Regions from separate parts of the Homo sapiens genome. Here region 1 is linked to region 2. A link is an interaction called in ENCODE POLR2A ChIA-PET data of the cell type or tissue named here. Cell type or tissue: PC-9. All regions are shown on one strand. Links, peaks and the distances in the headings refer to the core of each region. The heading gives the core; the rest is flanking DNA. Region 1 overlaps STK10 (serine/threonine kinase 10). Region 2 overlaps UBTD2 (ubiquitin domain containing 2).

Region 1 (5,372 bases), core at 231-5,230, 230 kb before region 2:
ACTGCTCCACCTAACATGCTCAGTGGCACAGGCTCAGGCAGCAAACGTGTTCCAACCCACCTGGGCAGAAGAGGCCAGGCCAGCAGACCAAGTCCTGTGTGTACGCGTATGTGTGTGCATTCACACCCATGTGCAGGAAGGGGGACGCGAGATGGCATGAAACACGGGAGAAGCAGAATAAACATTTCAGCCTCCCTCTTTCCCCGGTCCCCGCCCCCCACATAGACAAGGCTTTGTCTTAAGTGGAAAGCAAACTGGGAGAACAGGAGGAATGAGGCCATCTCCTGAGCAGCCAGCTGCAGGCCTGGCTCCTCTGGGAACAGAAATGGCTGTGAGGGACTTGATGATTGAGTGACTCTGCAGGGAATGGCTGAAAAACCAAGAATTCCAGCCCGGATGAGCCCACGGGGACTTCATCAGCAGTGCTTTGTCCCACAGAGAGCAAAACTGGTATTTTCGCAAACAGGAGAGGACTCGAGGCCACAGAACACCCATTCCTCTTGGACCCTGACCCCACCAACAGCCCCATCCCTTCCAGCTTGAAGGGATCTGGGGCTCAAGGAGAATATACATTAGGTTCAGGTGACAAATAATTACACCTCACCCTCCACAGGCCAGCAAGAAGTCAGGAACGCTGGGGCAGGTCTATCAGGCACAGTTGGGGTGGCACAGGGCGAGGGGCTGGATTTGAGCTGGCACAGACGCAAGAGGGAAAAGGGGTCCTGAGTTACATGTTCACAGAGAATGAAGGAGAAGGCCCTGGGGCCCACCAAGCTGCCAGCCACAGCCCCGGGCGGTTGTTAAGAAGCATCCGCAGAACTGTAGGGGAAGAACTTGGCGGCCTTGCTTGGGGTGGAGGGGTTTGGGCACTCCGCCTCCTCGCTCAGCTTGAAGAACATCTCCTGCTCCCGCTTCTTCTGGTTCAGATCCTCTTCCAGAGCCTAGGGAAGAGAGAGGATGGATGGCACTTGGTGAGATCTGCAGGCCACACGTGGGTCTCCCACTCACAGGACCCCCACTGACATGGCCTTCTCTGGAACATTCCCTTCCAGGCCTCAGTGCTTGAGAAACTACGGCTTCCCTATTTCCTACCCTAGAGCTCCTCCCACAGGAGGTAAGTACCACCTCCTGCCACCGCCACTCAGAAGCTCCCTGTGGACTGAAGGGTACAGTTGGGGGAAATGTCAATCTAGACGGGGCAGGGAGGAAAAAAAAGCAGATGCAAATCCCCTGGCAGGAAAACAGCCAAATGACTGGAGAAAAACCCGAGGGAGAAGATGGAGAGAGACTGAGCAGCAAAGGAAGCAGAGATGTCAGAAGTTTTTTTTTTCAAAATACACATGCCTGAGTTGAGATTGCGCCACTGCACTCCAACTTGGGCGACGGTGCGAGACTCCATCTCAAAAACAAAAACAAAAACAAAAACAAAATACACGTGCCTTTGCCTAAACCCAGAGGTTCGGATTTTGAAGATCTGTGGTGGGACCAAGGCCTTCTGTACTGTACAAACTCTTCAGGTAACTCAGAGGAGAGCTCTAGTTGAAAAGCACTGCGGGAGGTTCCCTTGGGCACAAGCAAGTTTATCTAGGTAAATTGGATCCTACCAGAAATATTTTTCTTTTTTTTGAGACAGAGTTTTGCTCTGTCGCCCAGGCTGGAGTGCAGTGGCACTATCTTGGCTCACTGCAAATTCAGCCTCACAGGTTCAAGTGATTCTCCTGACTCAGCCTCCCCAGTAGCTGGGATTACAGGCACCTGCCACCATGACTGGCTAATTTTTGTATTTTTAATAGAGAAGGGGTTTCATCGTGTTGGCCAGACTGGTCTCAAACTCCTGACTTCATGTGATCCACCCACCTTGGCCTCCCAAAGTGCTTGGATTACAGGCGTGAGCCACCGCGCCTGGCCTAGGATTTTCTAAAGAAACTGGAAATCAAGATTTTAATGTAAAATCTCCTTATATACTTAAAAGTGGACATCTTTTAAACAATTTACAGGCCAGGTGCGGTGTCTCAGCCTTGTAATCCCAGCACTTTGGGAGGCCAAGGCGGGCGGATCACCTGAGGTCAGGAGTTCAAGACCAGCCTGGCCAACAAGGCGAAACCCCATCTCTACTAAAAACACAAAAATTAGCCAGGTCTGGTAGTGTGTGCCTGTAATCCCAGCTACTTGGGAGGCTGAGGCAGGAGAATCACTTGAGGCGAGGTGGAAGTTGCAGTGAGCCGAGATCGTGCCACTGCACTCTAGCCTGGGTGACAGAGCAAGACTCTGTCTCAAAAAAAAAAAAAAAAATTTTTTTTACATCACTATGTTGGCCAAACATACCATGCCTGTAAGCCAATTCCAGCACATAGGCTATCAGTTTGGGACCTCTGCTCTAGGAATACCAACAATTTAATAATAATAGCTACTACTTTTTGAGCACAGAATGGTTTAGTAACTTGCCCAAGGTTTCACAACTAGTAATGGAGGAGTTAGGACTTCATCCCACCTGTGTGACTCCAAAGCCTGGGCTGTTTAAGCATTATTCTGTTCTACCCACCACATATATTTCTCAATACAACCTTCTTACGCCAGAGTCAGCGATCTTTTTTCTGTTATGTGACAGATAGTAAACATTTTTGGCTTTGCAGGACATATTTGGTCTCTATTGTGACTACTCAACTGCCACTGTAGTACAAAATCAGCCACAGACAATCTGTAAATGAACGAGCATGGCTGTGTTCCAATAAAACTTTATTTACAAATATAGGTGGTGGGCCAGATTAGGACATTGGCAGTGGTTTGCTAACACCTACTTTAAGGAAATAAATATTATCTACATTTTACAGCCCGAAAAGCCAGGGTTCAGGAGGGAAGATTTGACTTGTTTGAGGCCACATTCTGTGTGAACACTGACCCAAGCAACACTTCATTGACTCTACCAGATATTCCGTACTTACTCGAAATACATCTGAATTTTTCTAAAAATACTCCACAATGTACAATCATCTCCCTGCCTCCATACAAGGCAGGGGGTTCACAGGCTGCTGACCGTAATGCAAGAATGTAAAAGACCATTTATTCTCGAATGAAAATCATCACCTCCGGGTCATTGTTCCAGCAGAAACCCAAGCAGCTAATGACAGAAGAATTCTATAAAGAATTCTGCAAAGAGGCAGCCCCCACAGGCAAAGTCCAATGCTGGCTTCCCAACTGCACACTCGTGGTGCCTCCCCTGAGCCCAGGCCCCTCTTTGAAGCGATCTGAGACATAAGGCAATAGCTAGAGGAAACGCGATCATTCATTTTCAAACTCTCTCAGGATAGGCCAAGGGTATAGAACCCCCAGGTAAGAGAACCAGGTGGACGTTCATTTCCTGATTGCAGAACCAACCTATGTCAGCAGGAACATTATTGACTTGACTGTCAAGTATGGAAAGTCCCAGCAGACCATGGTTACAGAAACTGATGAGCGTGGGCCTAACAGGAAGTCTGGGATCTTGGCCAGCTTCCAGCCAGAAAGCTCCATGAGCGCAGGGAGGGAGGCCTCAATTCAAGGACTCCCAAGGCCATCACACAGCTGAGATGGGCAGTTGCCTCCTGTCCAGACCACAGTTACAGTAAGCAGAACTGATGTACGATGGCAGAACAAACCTCAGGACTTCAGGACCCGTGGGCATGAGATTAAGAGTAACTTGGGCAGTTCTCTCCTCAGAGAGTTTAGGGGAATGAGTATGTCCTTGGCCTGTACTATGTGCTGGCAACTTCTGACATAACCTTGCAGTATTGATAGCTTCACTGTACAAATAACCACACTGAGGTCCCATGTTTTTTGGGTTTTTTTTTTTTTTTTTTTTTGAGACGGAGTCTTGCTCTGTCACCCAGGCTGGGGTGCAGTGATGCGATCTTGGCTCACTGCAACCTCCGCCTCCCGGGTTCAAGCCATTCTCCTGCCTCAGCCCCCCATGTAGCTGGGATTACAGGCATGCGCCACTGTGCCCGACTGATTTCTGTGATGGTTAATTTTATGTGTCAGCTTGGCAAGGCCACGGTATCCACCTGTTTGGTCAAACACCAGCTAGATGTCACTATGAAGGTATTTTCTAGATGTGATTAGCATTTCAATCAGTAAACTCTGAGTAATGCAAATTACCCTTCATCATGTGGGTGGGCCTCAATCAGTTGAAGGCCTTCAGAGAAAACAAGAGAGAAGGAATTCTGCCTCTAGACAGCAACAACAACTGGGTCTCCAGCCTGCTGACCTGTCCTGCAGATTTCAGACTTACCAGCCCCCACAATCGTGTAAGCCAATTCCTTAAAATAACTAAATCAATTTCCCTCTCCCTCTCCCTACACACACACACACACACACACACACACACACACACACATCCTCTCTCTATCTTGGTTCTGTTTCTCTAGAGAATCCAGACTAATACGGCCCAGAGCGGGGAAGATGGCTTGCCCAAGATCCCAAAGCTGGTGACCAGCAAGAACGTCTAGAGTGCCAGCTAGAGAGGAAATGGACAAATTCCCCCAACCTCTGATACCATCCTAGTTCAAGATACCACCCTAGTCCAAGCTGCCATCATTAGTCACCAAGGCTATCACAATGGTTTCCTGACTGGTCTCTCTGCCTCCACTCTTGACCCCTGAGGGCAGCCAGCGGGATCCTTTTCAAAACATGAGTCAGACCACCTTGTCCTCTGCTCAGAACCCTCCAGTGGCTTCCATCTCACACAGAGTAAAAGCCAGACTTTACGCAGGCCCCCCACCCCTCTGACTTTACCTCCTATCACCTCCCACCGTCACCACCACTCTCTCCGGCCGCAGGGGTCTCCTTGTTTCACGAGCAAGGTGTCCGGGCCTTTGCAGTTGCTCTTCCCTGTGCTGGGAATGTCCCCCTGAAAACCCCCACGGCTGCACGCCTCCCTCCCTCAGGTCCTTCAGATCTTGGCTCAGATGTCATCTTCTTAGACGACATCTTCCTGCCACACCGTCTGAAGCAGCCTCACTTTGTGACCCCCCCATGCTGTTTCCCTCCCTGCTTCTTGGCCCCTTACTAGAAGGTCGGTTCTTCCGGAGGGCATGGACTTGTCCCTTTTGTTCAATGCAGTGTCTCTAGAGTCTGAAACAGCGTGGGGCACTTAGCAGGTGTTCAAGAAATATGTGTTGCATTAATACACAAACGAATGAACCATCAAGCTAACGATGACACACAAATGCAATCCCATGTGATAAACACCATGACAGGGGCAAGGACGGGGAGCCCAGAAGACACCATACAGCCTCCGTGGGGGAGGCCTGAATAATGCAGACAAACAGAAGTTGGCCAAGCAAAGGCTGGTGGGTAGAGAATTCCTGGCAAGGGGAACAGGCTGGGCAAAAGCC
Region 2 (5,372 bases), core at 153-5,152:
GGCGACAGAGTGAGACTCCGTCTCAAAAAAAAAAAAAAAAAAAAAAAAAAAAAGGCTTTCCAACATAAATTCCAATCCTTTATTGATAGAAAATTGAAAATGGAGTGGGACTAGCCCAACGGAAGGTAGATGATCAGGAAGCAGCTACAATGGCCTATGTCAATTTTTAATGTAAACTCTAGTGCTAAAACTTTTCCCAAAGAGGATTCAGCTCTCCTCATGTCTAATATTTTCCGACTGTAGCTTCCTTGACCTATATATTAGGTTCTCATACCTGCCAACCCAGAGTACCACTGTATTTTCAACCTATATCTTCTTGCTGCCCATTTTCTTTTTGGTCCCCTCCCTACAACTCCACTCCTCCTAGTAAAATTTGCTGCCTTCTGCTTTGTATCATGTAAATGTCCTAAAAGTCTCTTGCCAAAGTGGTATGAAATTTTAGGCACCTCTCTCATAAAGCCCCAGAGCTCACCGACCCAGAAAATATGAAGGATTTTCACCTCCACTGTCACACTAGGGATACAAGGAGACTAAATCTTCAGTCCTCCTCATGCTCAATTTTGCTTTACTTTTTTTTTTTTTTTTTTTTTTTGAGACGGAGCCTCGCTGTGTCGCCAGGCTTGGAGTGCAGTGGCACAATCTCGGCTCACTGCAACCTCCACCTCCCGGGTTCAAGCGATTCTCCTGCCTCAGCCTCCCAAGTAGCTAGGACTACAGGCACGTGCCACCATGCCCAGCTAATTTTTGTATTTTTAGCAGAGACAGGCTTTCACCATGTTGGCCAGGATGGTCTTGATCTCCTGACCTCATGATCCGCCCGCCTCAGCCTCCCAAAGTGCTGGGATTACAGGTGTGAGCCACTGCACCTGGCTGTTTTACTCTTTACTATTGGCACAAACCAAAGAATAGAAGCATAAGAAAATTCAATAAACCAGTTAGATGATGTGTAGAACATAATGGACACTGAAAATACATAAGAAAGAAGTACACTGGACATTCTTGGTGAAGAAAGTCTTACAGAGAATGTGTTTGTCCTGAACCACACCAACCTCAAAAGGGCTACTGGTATATTCTGGAATTGTATACCTAAGAAGTCTACCTTGTTTTAGGATATGAGTAACAAACTACAGCTAGAATTTTTGCAAACACTATGTATTAGTCCGTTCTCATGCTACTATAAAGAACTGCCTGAGGCCAGGCGCGGTGGCTCATGCCTGTAATCCCAGCACTTTGGGTGGCCGAGGTGGGCGGATCATGAGGTCAGGAGATTGAGACCATCCTAACACGGTGAAACCCCAACTCTACTAAAAATACAAAAAATTAGCCAGGCATGGTGGCGGGCGCCTGTAGTCCCAGCTACTTGGGAGGATGAGGCAGGAGAATGGCATGAACCCAGCAGGTGGAGTTTGCCGTGAGCCAAGATTGCGCCACTGCACTCCAGCCTGTGCAACAGAGCGAGACTCCGTCTCAAAAACAAAGAACTGCCTGAGACTAGGTAATTTATAAAGGAAAGAAGTCTAATTGACTCACAGTTCCGCAGGGCTGGGGAGGCCTCAGGAAACTTACAATCACGGTGGAAGGGGCAACAAACACGTCCTTGTTCACATGGCAGGAGGAAGAAGTGCCGAGCAAAAGCGGGGAAAGCCCCTGATAAAACCACAAATCTTGTGAGAACTCACTCACTATCACAAGAACAGCATGGAGGTAACCGCCCCCATGATTCAATTACCTCCCACTGGGTATCTCCCATGACACGTGGAGATTATGAAAACTACAATTCAGGATGAGATTTGGGTGGGAACACAGCCAAACGGTATCACACCACAGCTAGAACCAAGTTACTGAACCAAATTATTTTCTGAAATTACAAGAATGATCCGTTCTAAATACAACCAGATTAGTTTCACAAGCAGAGACCTGCTTCCCTCTTTCCCAATTCAACAAAATTCAGTATACTAAGTACCTACTTACTATGTGTCAGGCCTGATTAGAGGTGATTTTCTTATTGCTTCACCCTTTATGAAACTCTCATGACTCAATTCTTAGTATTTTCCTCCTCTTTCACTTACTTATTAGCAGTCACTCACTTTTACACCTTCAGTCAACTCACCCCAGCTGATCCCAAAATCCACAATCATAGCCCTAAGCATCTAGGAGTTCCCTATCTAAATTTCCGTACCACACTACATGGTGACTCCACTTAGACATTCTTCTGTCACCTACACCTTAACATATACTGAATGCTAAACCAGGGCTTTTCCCAGATATCTTTCTTATTCCACAAAACCTGCCAAGCTACCTCAATATTCCTGGTCACTCGGGTTCATAAACATGGTATTATTTTACTTCTCCTTTTCTCTTCTGTACCCCTACATCCAATAAATCACCAACTCATTCCATTTTTTTCCCTCATGGGTTCCTCATCCTAGTCTCTTCCCACTTTAGGCAATCCTATACCAATGCTTCTCAAACATTAATGTACATAGGAAATCACTTGAGAATCTTGTGAAAATGCAGATTCTGTAGGTCTAAGGCTCTGAATTTCTAACATGCTCCCAAGGTGATGCCGATATTGCTGCTCCAGAGACAAAACTTTCTGAGCAGCAAAATACTAGACTGTAAATTCCTTTGAGGGCAGAGATTTTTTTTTCCCTGTTGTAATCCCAGTAACTAGTACATAATAGTGGTTCAACTAATATTTAGTGAATGATATTTAGCAGTCAGTACATTCTTTTCATCAGATAAGCTCTTCTCTTCAAGAGTCCACACTAACATCCTACGCAATACCTGTCCAGTTTCTCCATCATTTTCTCTCACACACACTGCTCAAGCCAAAGCAGCCACTTTACCAACGATTACCCCATGCATGTATTGTTTACAACCACTTCCAAGCTTTACTTCATAACCATTCTTCTATCTGGTATGTTTTTAAAAACATCATACAGGCCAAACAAAGCATGTTTGTTGACTGGATGTGACTCATGTACTATCAGTTTACAAACTGAGCTGGAGAATCAACTGGGGTGAAGATCAGTCCCCCACGCCTTCTGACCCCGTAATGTGGGCCAGTTGCATTATGTTCCTTAGGACAGATGGTTTCATTTGTAAGGTTCATTATTGGGGTGCAGAGACAAAGAAAGGGAGGGAGGGAAAGACGGAAGAAAGGGAAAGGGGGAGAGAAGGGAGGGAGGGAAGGAAGAAGACAAAAAAAGGAAACAAAATGGCCAGGCACAGTGGCTCACAACTGTAATTCCAGCACTTTGGGAGTCTGAGGCAGGGGATCACTTGAGGTCAGGATTTCGACACCAGTCTGGCCAACACAGTGAAACCCCGTCTCTACTAAACATACAAAAATTAGCCGGTGTGGAGGTGCACACGTGTAATCCCAGCTATTCGGGAGGCTGAGGCAGGAGAATTGCTTCAACCTGGGAGGCGGAGATTGCAGTCAGCCGAGATCATGCCACTGTACTCCACCCTGGGTGACAAAGCAGACTCTGTCTCAAAAAAAAAAAAAAAAAAAAAAAAAAAAAAGAAGGGAACAAAAAGAAGACGAAGTACATTTATGAATTACTTTTGTCAACTTTTTTTCTTTTTTAGCTACCCTGTTAACTGAATTGTCAACTTCTATAAACCATTTCACTGCTAATAACCTTTCATCAGATCAGACAGAGGAAATAAAAGTTTTCCACTTCTTGTTGAGAAAGCAAATGTTAGCTGTGAGATTTGCAAATTATTGGCTATAGATCTATTCTGTATACATCAGTGAAAGGTTACTTTATATTTAAAACTGAAACTAGAAGCACAAGCAACAGAAGAAAAAAATAGATAAATCGGACATCATTAAAATTACAAACTTTAGGTGATGCACGGTGGCTCACGTCTGTAATCCCAGCATTTTGGGAGGTCAAGGAGGGAGGATCACTTAAGCCCGGGAGTTTGAGACCAGCCTCAACAACACAGAAAGACCCCGTCTCTACAAAAATTTAAAAATTAGCTGGCTGTGGTGGTGCACACCTGTGGTCCCAGTTACTCAGGAGGCTGAACCAGGAAGATTGGCTAAGCCCCGGAGGTAGAGGCTGCAGTAGGCCATGATTACGCCATTGCACTCCATCATGGGTAACAGAGCGAGACTCTATTAAAAAACAACAACAACAACAACAACTTTGTACATGAAAGGACACCATCGAGAGAATGAAAAGACAACTCACAGAATGGGGGAAAATATCTGCATATCATATATTTGATAAGGGTTCAATATCCAGAATATATAAAACTCTTACCACTCAAAAAAAAAAAAAAAGCCAAATAACTCAAAAAATGAGCAAAGGGCATAAATATTTCTCCAGGGAAGATATATAAATGGACATGAAAACAGGTGCTCAACACCACTACTCATCAGGAAAATGCAAATCAAACTAAGAGATACTACTTCAGAATTGCTGTAATTTAAAAAATGGAATATAACAAGTGATGGTGAAAAGAGAGAAACTGGAACCATCATACACTGCTGGTAAGAATAAGTGGTAGAAAATAATCTGGTAGTTTCTCAAAAAGGTAAACACAGAATTACCATATGACCCATTAATTCCACTCCTATCCAGCTGAAAGAACTGGAAACAGAGATTGAAAACAGACACTTGTACACCAAAGTTCAGAGCTGCATCATTCACACCAAAATCTGGAAGCAGCCCAAATGTCCAACAGATGAATGGATAAAAAAAAAAGTGGTATATACATGGGCAGGAGTTGGAGACCAGCCTGGCCAACATGGTGAAACCCCGTCTCTACTAAAAATACAAAAAATTAGCCAGGCGTGGTGGTGCGTACCTATAATCCCAGCTACTCGGAGGGCTGAGACAGGAGAATCGCTTGAACCTGGGAGGTAGAGGTTGCAGCGAGCTGAGATCACACCATTGCATTCCAGCCTAGGCAGAGTGAGACTCTGCCTCAGGGGAAAAAAAAAAAAAAGCGGTATATACATACAATGGAATATTATTTAGCCATAAAAAGGATAGAGTACAAATACATGCTACAACAGGATGAACACGGGAGACTTTATGGTAAGTAAATAAACCACAAACAAAAGGGCAAATATTTTATGATTCTACATATAGGACCACACAACGTTGTGAATATAATCAATGCCACTGAATTACACATTTAAAAATGGTTGAGACGGTAATTGTTATATGTTTTGCCACAATTTTATTTTTATTTATTTATTTTGAGACCGAGTCTCACTCTGTCACCCAGGCTGGAGTGCAATGGCGTGATCCTGGCTCACTGCAACCTCTGCCTCCCATGTTCAAGCGATTCTCCTGCCTCAGCCTCCTGAATAGCTGGGATTACAGGCACTCGCCACCACCACACCC

The links. Peaks named below come from ENCODE experiments on the same cell type or tissue, not always from the same donor. Only the 100,000 strongest peaks of a DNase experiment are listed, where the experiment ranks them.
Region 1: POLR2A ChIA-PET joins it to region 2 with 8 read pairs; 7 of 35 experiments call an interaction of 5 or more read pairs at or near these places.

Annotation. Positions count from the first base shown.
Region 1 is chr5:172,044,082-172,049,453 of GRCh38, forward strand. STK10 (serine/threonine kinase 10) reads right to left here. Exons shown (of 19, transcript NM_005990.4): 19 at 1-941. The coding sequence ends at 801. Among named protein-coding and RNA genes, the nearest start is that of FBXW11, 40 kb to the left of the region's middle. In PC-9, for the core only: no CTCF peak of the experiment used is centred there; no DNase peak of the experiment used is centred there.
Region 2 is chr5:172,273,567-172,278,938 of GRCh38, forward strand. The region is part of intron 1 of UBTD2 (ubiquitin domain containing 2); the gene reads right to left. Among named protein-coding and RNA genes, the nearest start is that of UBTD2, 7.5 kb to the right of the region's middle. In PC-9, for the core only: no CTCF peak of the experiment used is centred there; DNase peaks (open chromatin) are centred at 2,055 and 2,845; H3K4me3 peaks cover 404 bases; H3K27ac peaks cover 3,127 bases.